Regions from separate parts of the Mus musculus genome. Here region 2 is linked to region 1. The links are chromatin contacts, found by POLR2A ChIA-PET in ENCODE. All regions are on one chromosome and are shown on one strand. Each heading gives the region's core, a stretch centred on a gene start or an enhancer-like site at or near the end of the contact. The rest is flanking DNA. Distances are from core to core; before and after follow the strand shown.

Region 1 (4,125 bases), core at 1,109-3,608:
GAATAGTATGTGAGGGTCAGAGAGGTGACTGGGAACGCAACGTGCTCACCATCAAGTCTGACAACTCAATCTGATTCACGGAGCCCACAGAGCGGGAGAGAACTGCCACAAGTTGTCCTCTGAGCTCTACACATGCACCGTAGCAAACACTGCCCTCCAGAAATGAATGAGCAAGCATACATAGCATGGTGTGGGAATCACAGGCCAGTAAACTACCTACAAATCTCTGAGTTCAAGCCCCAGCATTGCAGAAGCGAGGTTTGGTGGCACAGCACTCAGGCTGAAGAGGCAGGAGGATCAGAAGTTCAAGCTTATGCTCAGCAAGTTTGAGGCAGCTCTGGAATAACTAACACACAGTCTCAAAACCAAACCTTCAGTAAGTCTCTGCTACGTGCCATGTACGTAGTAGAGTACTAGGCCCTAAGCGTGGCTCCTGACTTGGTCTGTCTCTCAGAACCATTTGGTATTCTGCAACTAGCAGGCCTCTGGCTCCCCACCTAAAACCCCAGCATGTGAGAACCACAAGCATCCCTCCTGCCCTGTTTGTCTAGTTATCTCTGAAGTAAAAAGGAAGCCCAGATACCAATTCACCCGCTTTCCCTGCCTAGCTGTGTCCTGGGGTAAGAGCAAACCTGCGGAAGCCCAGCACACTGTAATGTGCAAGGCTGGTGTCTGTTCTTGAGATAGATTCTTGAGTTTTCGAAGGAAAACCAATCAAATCCTATGGGTCACTGAAACATCAGCAAGTTATACTGCTCCAGAAGTGATGGGAGAGCAGGTCTTACTGGGCTGACTCCAAGATGGCAGCATGCTTTTCTTCTCCCCGAACTCATGTCTCCAGGGGTGGATTCAGAGCACCAACCCTGCCCACTTCACCTGCTACAGTCAACATGATGTTAGCAGGCACCTCAAATGGTGACAAACACTCACACTGATGCTTTCTTGCTATCCCATCCCTAATGCCCTAGTTGGCCTCATATCAACAGACCAAGTGAGGATTTGGAGGACCCACTCCAACCATTTTTCTTTTAAAAGATTTATTTATTATATGTAAGTACACTGTAGCTGTCTTCAGACACACCAGAAGAGGGCAACAGATCACATTACAGATGGTTGTGAGCCACCATGTGGTGGCTGGGATTTGAACTTAGGACCTTTGAAAGAACAGTCAGTGCTCTTAACCGCTGAGCCCCCGCCCTCTAACCATTTATCCCCATATGATTCAGTAACAGTGTTTTAAGATCTTAGGTAAACAAGATGGCTTAGTGGGTAAGCTGTTTCCTATCAGGCCTGATGACCCAACTCTTATCCCAGGACCCATGTGGCAGAACCAATTCCTGCAAGTTTTCCTCTGACCTCCACACGTGTAGTGTAACACAGATGTCCTACAGACAGTAGTCAGGGAATGTTGTTTTACCATGTTTTTAAAGTCAGCTTACAGGTTTCTTCCTTCATCTTAAGCATTTTATTTTGGGTGTTCCCTCCCTTCCCCTTCCATCCCTAGGAGCTGACCTACTTTAGCCCTCATGTGTTCCGTCATCTTCCCACCCATTCCTTTAAACACCTAAGGCCGTTCTAGTTTCTGGACTTTTCACCCACACTTACTTCCACTGACATACACATAACAATTAGAAGCTCAGATCTGCTTTCTATCCTGGGTTACCTCGCCTTCTAACTCCATCCAAATCCCCCGCAAATTTCATGTTTATGGTTCAAAAAAAATTCCGTGTATGTCTGTGTGTCTCTGTGTGTGTATGTTTTCATCATCCGTTCCTGTCTTGATGGAGATCTAGGCTGATTCACATCTTCGCTATTGTTAAGAATGGTGATAAACATGAATGTGCAAGTGCCTCTGCAGTCCCGGGAGTCCCTAGGAGTCCTCTGGCTGGGTCACATGATAGTTCTGATCTTAAGATTTATGAGAAGGTTCTACACTGATTCCCATAGTGGCTGCACTGAGCCGCTGTATTTTAAGGTAGTTTCGTATGTAGCAAAAGCTAAACAGATCCTGATCTAAGCAAACGGATCATTAAACAGCCAAGGATGCCAGTGGAGGTGCTGCAGGGCATGGGTGTGCCAAGTAAACTGGGAAAGCACCCCTAATGAACAGCTCAGGAGCAGCTCAGAGGTAGAGACAGACTCAGAGGTAGAGACAGACACCAGCAAAGAATGCGATGAAAGCGGGAACTGAGATCACAGCAGCCAGTGGTCTGCTCAGGGGAGGGAGCCAAGAATGGATCGGTGTGATCTCTCGCTGGCACACACTCAGGCACTTCCACAGCAACCCATTCAAGTTTAGGGATCCTTCATTTCGTCTGAGATTTATGTTAATGAATGAAAATTGAGGTACTGTTTGACACTCACTGAAATAGGATACAGATAACGTCATGGATGACTCACTTTGCATGCCCCCCATATGGACCTGGAGTGGCAGAGTGTCAAGGGACAGGGTTAGCATAAACATGCCCATCTGAGTCATGAAGCTGGCCAGAGCTCAGCTTGAAACAACTTCCCATTTTTAAAATAAAATATAATTCAGACAGCCTACTTTGAGAACTAAAACCCAAGTATTACTACTTGGGTTATCTTACAGAAGCTAAAATGTGGTTTCCATAAAAACAAGGCTAAGTACAATGTAGCATGTCATTGCTTCTCACCTTAGTGCCTCCCACACAGGCAGAGTGTAAACGCCATGCTTCAGCACTGAGATTCACAAAACCCCAGTTAGGGAAACAGACACGATGGGGTGTTCTGTATGCCTTGAATCATGGCAATCTTGTTTCCCAGCCAAAGGTTGGGCAACCTTCCCAGGGCAAGGTTGTGTAGCCTTGTTATACCATCCATTGGGCAGCAACAGGGTTGAGGGTAAGCTGGTCCAAGCTTCACACAAAGCAAGATCTTATCTCCAAAAAAAGGAATAAGTATCAGAAAAACCAGTTCCTTTCCCCCTTACTTAAGGATGTGACAGAAAAGACAATCAAGACGCAAGGAGTTTGAAAAGTATATAACAGAATTTCTTCTTTATTTACAATCAAGTTCTGTTGGGACACATAATTAAATAAATAAAAGATGTGCCCTGGCCAGCGAATCTCAACTTCCAACGCCACAAACTCTCTGGGAGCAAAGCAACAGGTGGGTTTCGGGCAGGGCAGGCAGAACTGCTGTCCCTCTTCCCGAGCTCCAGCACTCATGTTGTCCCTGCTGTCCAGAGAACAGTGTGGAAGCAAAAAATAAAGTGCAAAGTAAGTGTGACAGACAAACGTGGCGCTCAGACCATGTGCACGGGCGAGCAGGACAGAGAATGCTTTCCCAGCCCAGCCTTCATCATCACCAGCTCCTAGGTAGGCTTCTCTTACCAACACTGCACTGCACGCACAGGCAGTGGCTGGCCTCACCACTCTCTGCTCCAGGTGAGTGCTCGGCCACCTGCTGTGCACGTGCAGTGATGCAGGGTAAAGATGTGTTTCTCACCTCTGCTGCAAATTCTACCAGACAGGGAAAGGTTGGCACAGTCCTTTCCTCACACACACACAAAGCTATGTGCAAGTGTTGGCAGGAAGGGAGTTCAGGGTTCTGAGGGCCAGCTGAAGATGCAGGTTTCAGCAGTGAGACCAGACATACCACCAGCCCTGAAAACAGCTCCACCCATCCTTTGTCACAGGAGGACAGGCCCGGATTTGGTTTCCACTGACCCAGTGCCTACAGTGAGCCCCCTGGGTAAGTGACTCCACAGAAAGGGGGCGAGCATCAGGCTACAACAGACTTTGGAAAGATGGGAAGAGCACAGGGGACCCAATACCCGGTGTGTGGGGTTGTCCTTGGCACTGTGTCCAGTGGGGAGACCCAGCAGGGACCCTGTACTCCCCATGAGGTATGGAAGGTCAGAGTTAGTAGTGTTTCCCACCCAAATGCAGACAAAAATCTGAACCTCTGCTAGGGACTTGCAGAGTCAGTTTGGTTCAGTGTTGGTTCTTCTCAGCCATTAGAGACCTTAAGTCAAAGTTCTCAAGAAAGCTACGGCACCACATGGCTTCAGCTCTTTTCTGGGAGGACACATCATTCTCCAAGATGGGCCGTGGGGTCCCACGGTGCTCCTAAGGGTGCAGCATCAAGGCTGTGCCCACA
Region 2 (4,125 bases), core at 524-3,023, 37 kb after region 1:
TCTGACTGTTCCAATGGTTTGACACTCTCCTACCAATAGGTTATCCAGTTTTGAAATTTAAAAAAAAAAATCAAAACAAAACGAAAATGACTCAAGTTGTCTCCAAGATTATTATAGATGTTGTTTAATGCCCTTATATACACTCTATTTTTATGAAGCAGGCAGGGCATATCTTCACTCCCATTTTAAAGATGCACCAAACTAGAAATGTCTGTAAGGACCTAGTGAGATCTCTGACCCAATCTGTCAGATTTTAACTACATTATCTTTTAAAGAGAAACAAGAACGGAACCCATAAAACGTGTAAACAGATTCCTGGGCTACATTAATAGCCATTGCTCTCCCAGAGTGCAAGGAAGCAACACACCAGAGACAGCGTCCCTTTCCTGCTCTCCTTTTAAAGGGCTAAGTGCTGAGAAAGAGCCATTCCTCAGGAGAGCCAACAAAGGCAAATGCACAAGTGTCTTAAAACCAATGTCTAACCTCAGCCCCAACATTAACCCATACTGCAACTTCATCATCGTTGGCCTTGGTGCTTCATAAAAATTTAACATGAAACAATACATGCCAATTACTTAAAATGCTCAAACGTGTGTGCAAATCGAACCACTCAGGAAGCATAAAAAAAGTATGGGACTATTTTATCTTCTGTCATTTATACTGACTTAATTAGTCTGGAGTGTTTTTGATTGTCAAGTACATCCCCAGATGATTCTAACGTGTAAATAACTACTGATTTATCCCCATCAGAATGCAAATAGCAGTACTACGATTTCAAATCCCACTACCCGCAAAAACTTAGGAAGACTATGCCCAGGCTATCTCAGGAAGCAGATGGAACCTCAGGATCGAGGAGTGTCAACGCATTCGTTCAAATGTGAAACAGATTGGCTAAATTGGGAACACGAGGCACGAAAATGATCGTTGAGAACCCGCCTTAAGAATACAAGATACTTTCGATCCTTAAAATTCGCAAAGAGCGGCGAAGAGACCACTCTTTTTTTCTCACTTAAGGCTTTCAATAATAGCAAATGACCCAGTGGACAAATCCTAAAACTCAAATGTGTACCAACAATATGGAGAGGCCTGAGAAGTCAAAAACCACTAGTTCCACAGCATTCCGAAGAGAACGTCCATCTCTCGAGTTAATGCGTAAAGTCAATCTCTGTCTTGAACTCGATTCCTTAAACACGACGTTTTTGGAGCCTGACTACCTAAGTGCATCGGCGCCGCCTGGGTTATCGAGATTTACAACTGCAAACGATGTCTGTGGAAAGAACCTGGAAAAGGGGAACCCTCCATGATCGCGCCTAAGGTTTAAGCCAAAGAAGGAAGGTAAGCAACGAAAGGGCTCGAGACGTGCGGGACGCCAGGTCCCCGACGAGGCCGCCATGCGCGCGGGCGGAGCCGGGGTTCTCGCTGCCACGGCGCGTTCCACTCCCCGCCCCGGGCCCGCGCGTGCCGCTCACACTGCAGAATGATCTCCTCGAACGCCTGCCTCTGCAGTCGGTCCCGGCGCCTCAGTTCCTCCGCGATGTGACGCTTCCAGCGGGGAAAGTCTGCGGCGCGCAGGCCCGACGACATGCCGAACGCTGCCCCGGCGCCTCAGGGCGGCCGATCCGTGCCGACACTGGGGGGCTGCAGGCTGCAGCGTGCTGCCAGCCGCCAGCGAACAGAAGCCGGCCGCCGGAACCTCACCTTCCCACACAGGGCACCCGGAGGCGATCCGGGAAGATTTTCCGGTCTCTGCCGGAAATTATTCTGGAGAAGGCCGGAAGGCCCGCCTCGTAGCCCGACGTCCTAGGCCGCGCGCAAGCTCCCGGCCGAGACTTCGCGGGACGCTCTCAAATGACGCAACCTTGAAGCCGGAAGCGTCGGTGATGAGAGGCAGCCGCTGGGAGGCACCCTGGCTTCGCGGAAGAAGACAGGAAATGGGGTGGTTTTGTCCGGGGGTGTCTGTTTCCTTCCTCCTTTTACATTGTGTGTGCATCTTTTTTTTTTTTTTTTTTTTTTTTTTTTTAATTTCAGCTCAGAAGTGGGAGCTCCCCTGTGTATAGTGAATGATTGTCGTTGAGTGACAACCTCCCTAAGTATTAGGTGCCTAACCTGTAAAATGGGGGTAGTAATGGTATTTAACCGGAAGGTGAAAAGCCGTGAAATGTAATTTCTCTCTGCTGCATGGCAAAACTGTCTTCACATAGACAACTGCGTCCCTCCAAGACCTACGCAAACTGAATTTTAGCTCATGCCTGTGTGTGCCTTCAAGGCTGATCTCAAACACCTAGACTCAAACCATCTTTTTGGTCTTTTGGTTACTACGCTCTCAAAGGATATGAATCAATTGAGAGACACAGTTTAAAGAGAAATTTAGCAAAGTAAACACGCCAAAGAGAGGAGTGGATTTTTTTTTAAAAGATATCTTTGTTGGGGATTTATTTTTTTTTCTTAATGAAAAGGAGGTGAGTAGCATAATTCATGGAGTAAGGCCACCCATTTCTCTCTCAAAACAAGGAAGATTGGTTCAACCTTTTAGGGTACTTCTGGTTTTCCAGAAAAGCCCACAGGTTGAGGCTGGAGGAATGCAGACTGTAAACTCATACACACACATACTCACACACACACACTCGCCGTGGAGCCTTGGGTAGTATTATTATCACTTTTTTTTTTTTTTTGAGATTCACAATTTTTCTTTATATACATTTCAAATGCTATCCGGAAAGTTCCCTATACCCTCCCCCCGCCCTGCTCCCATACCCACCCACTCCCACTTCTTGGCCCTGGCATTCCCCTGAATTGGGGCAAATAAAGTTTGCAATACCAAGGGGCCTCTCTTCCCAGTGATGGCCGACTAGGCCATCTTCTGCTACATATGCAGCTAGAGATACAAACTCTGGGGGTACTGGTTAGTTCATATTGTTGTTCCACCTATAGGGTTGCAAACCCCTTCAGCTCCTTGTATGCTCTCTCTAGCTTCTCCACTGGGGGCCCTGTGATCCATCTTATAGATGACTGTGAGCATCCACTTCTGTATTTGCCAGGAAGACAGTTATACCAAGGTCCCTTCAGCAAAATCTTGCTAGTGTGTGCAATAGTGTCTGAGTTTGGTGGCTGATTATGGGATGGATCCCCAGGTGGGGTAGTCTCTGGATAGTCCATCCTTTTAGCTCCAAACTTTGTCTCTGTAACTCCTTTCATGGATATTTTGTTCCCTATTTTAAGGAGGAATGAAGTATCCACCTGTTGGTCTTCCCTCTTCTTGATTTTCTTGTGTTTTGCAAATTGTATCTTGGGTATTCTAAGTTTCTGGGCTAATATCCCCTTATCAGTGAGTGCATATCATGTGTGTTCTATAGTGATTGGGTTACTTCACTCAGGATGATATCCTCCAGATACATCCATTTATCCAAGAATTTCATAAATTCATTGTTTTTAATAGCTGAGTAGTACTCCATTGTGTAAATTATCACATTTTCTGTATACATTCCTCTGTTGAGGGACATCTGGGTTCTTTCCAGCTTCTGGCTATTATAAATAAGGCTGCTATGAACATAGTGGAGCATGTGTTCTTATTACCAGTTGGAACATCTTCTGGGTATATGCCCAGGAGAGGTATTGCTGGATCTTCTGGTAGTATTATGTCCAATTTTCTGAGGAACCGCCAGACTGACTTCCAGAGTGGTTGTACAAGCTTGCAATCCCACCAGCAATGGAGGAATGTTCCTCTTTCTTCACATCCTCCCCAGCATCTGCTGTCACCTGAATTTTTGATCTTAGCCATTCTGACTGGTGTGAGGTGGAATCTCAGGGATGTTTTGATTTGCATTTCCCTGATGATTAAGGATGTTGAACTTTTTTTCAGGTGCTTCTCAGCCATTCGGTATTCCTCAGGTGAGAATTCTTTAACTCTGTACCCCATTTTTAATGGGGTTATTTGAATTTCTGGAGTCCAGCTTCTTGAGCTCTTTGTATATATTATTATCCCTATTATTATCATTATTATTGTTGTTGTAGTTTATCAAAAGACTCTTACAAGGACCACAGAGACCGCCGCCATCACTGCAAAACGCATGAGGATTTTTATTGATCCAACATGTTGGGGACTTCCCTCTCAGCACGCAGGCCAGA

Evidence for each region. ChIA-PET counts read pairs that join two places held with the same protein, here RNA polymerase II (POLR2A).
Region 2: POLR2A ChIA-PET joins it to region 1 with 11 read pairs in Patski. The contact joins the promoter of Atg16l1 here to the enhancer-like site in region 1. POLR2A ChIA-PET finds 5 or more read pairs at or near these places in 4 of 5 experiments (Patski and embryonic stem cell).

The regions. Positions count from the first base shown.
Region 1 is chr1:87,791,293-87,795,417 of GRCm38, reverse strand. It overlaps Atg16l1 (autophagy related 16-like 1 (S. cerevisiae)), which reads right to left. Exons shown (of 18, transcript NM_029846.4): 18 at 2,990-4,125. The coding sequence ends at 4,109. Among named protein-coding and RNA genes, the nearest start is that of Sag, 10 kb to the left of the region's middle. Within about 2 kb of position 2,358, at least 1 of the 3 ENCODE cell types and tissues checked has a DNase peak (open chromatin) inside an H3K27ac peak, as active enhancers do.
Region 2 is chr1:87,753,659-87,757,783 of GRCm38, reverse strand. Atg16l1 (autophagy related 16-like 1 (S. cerevisiae)) reads right to left here and starts at 1,773. Exons shown (of 18, transcript NM_029846.4): 1 at 1,470-1,773. The coding sequence starts at 1,584. It overlaps Gm33517 (predicted gene, 33517), which reads left to right and starts at 2,038. Exons shown (of 4, transcript NR_157047.1): 1 at 2,038-2,459.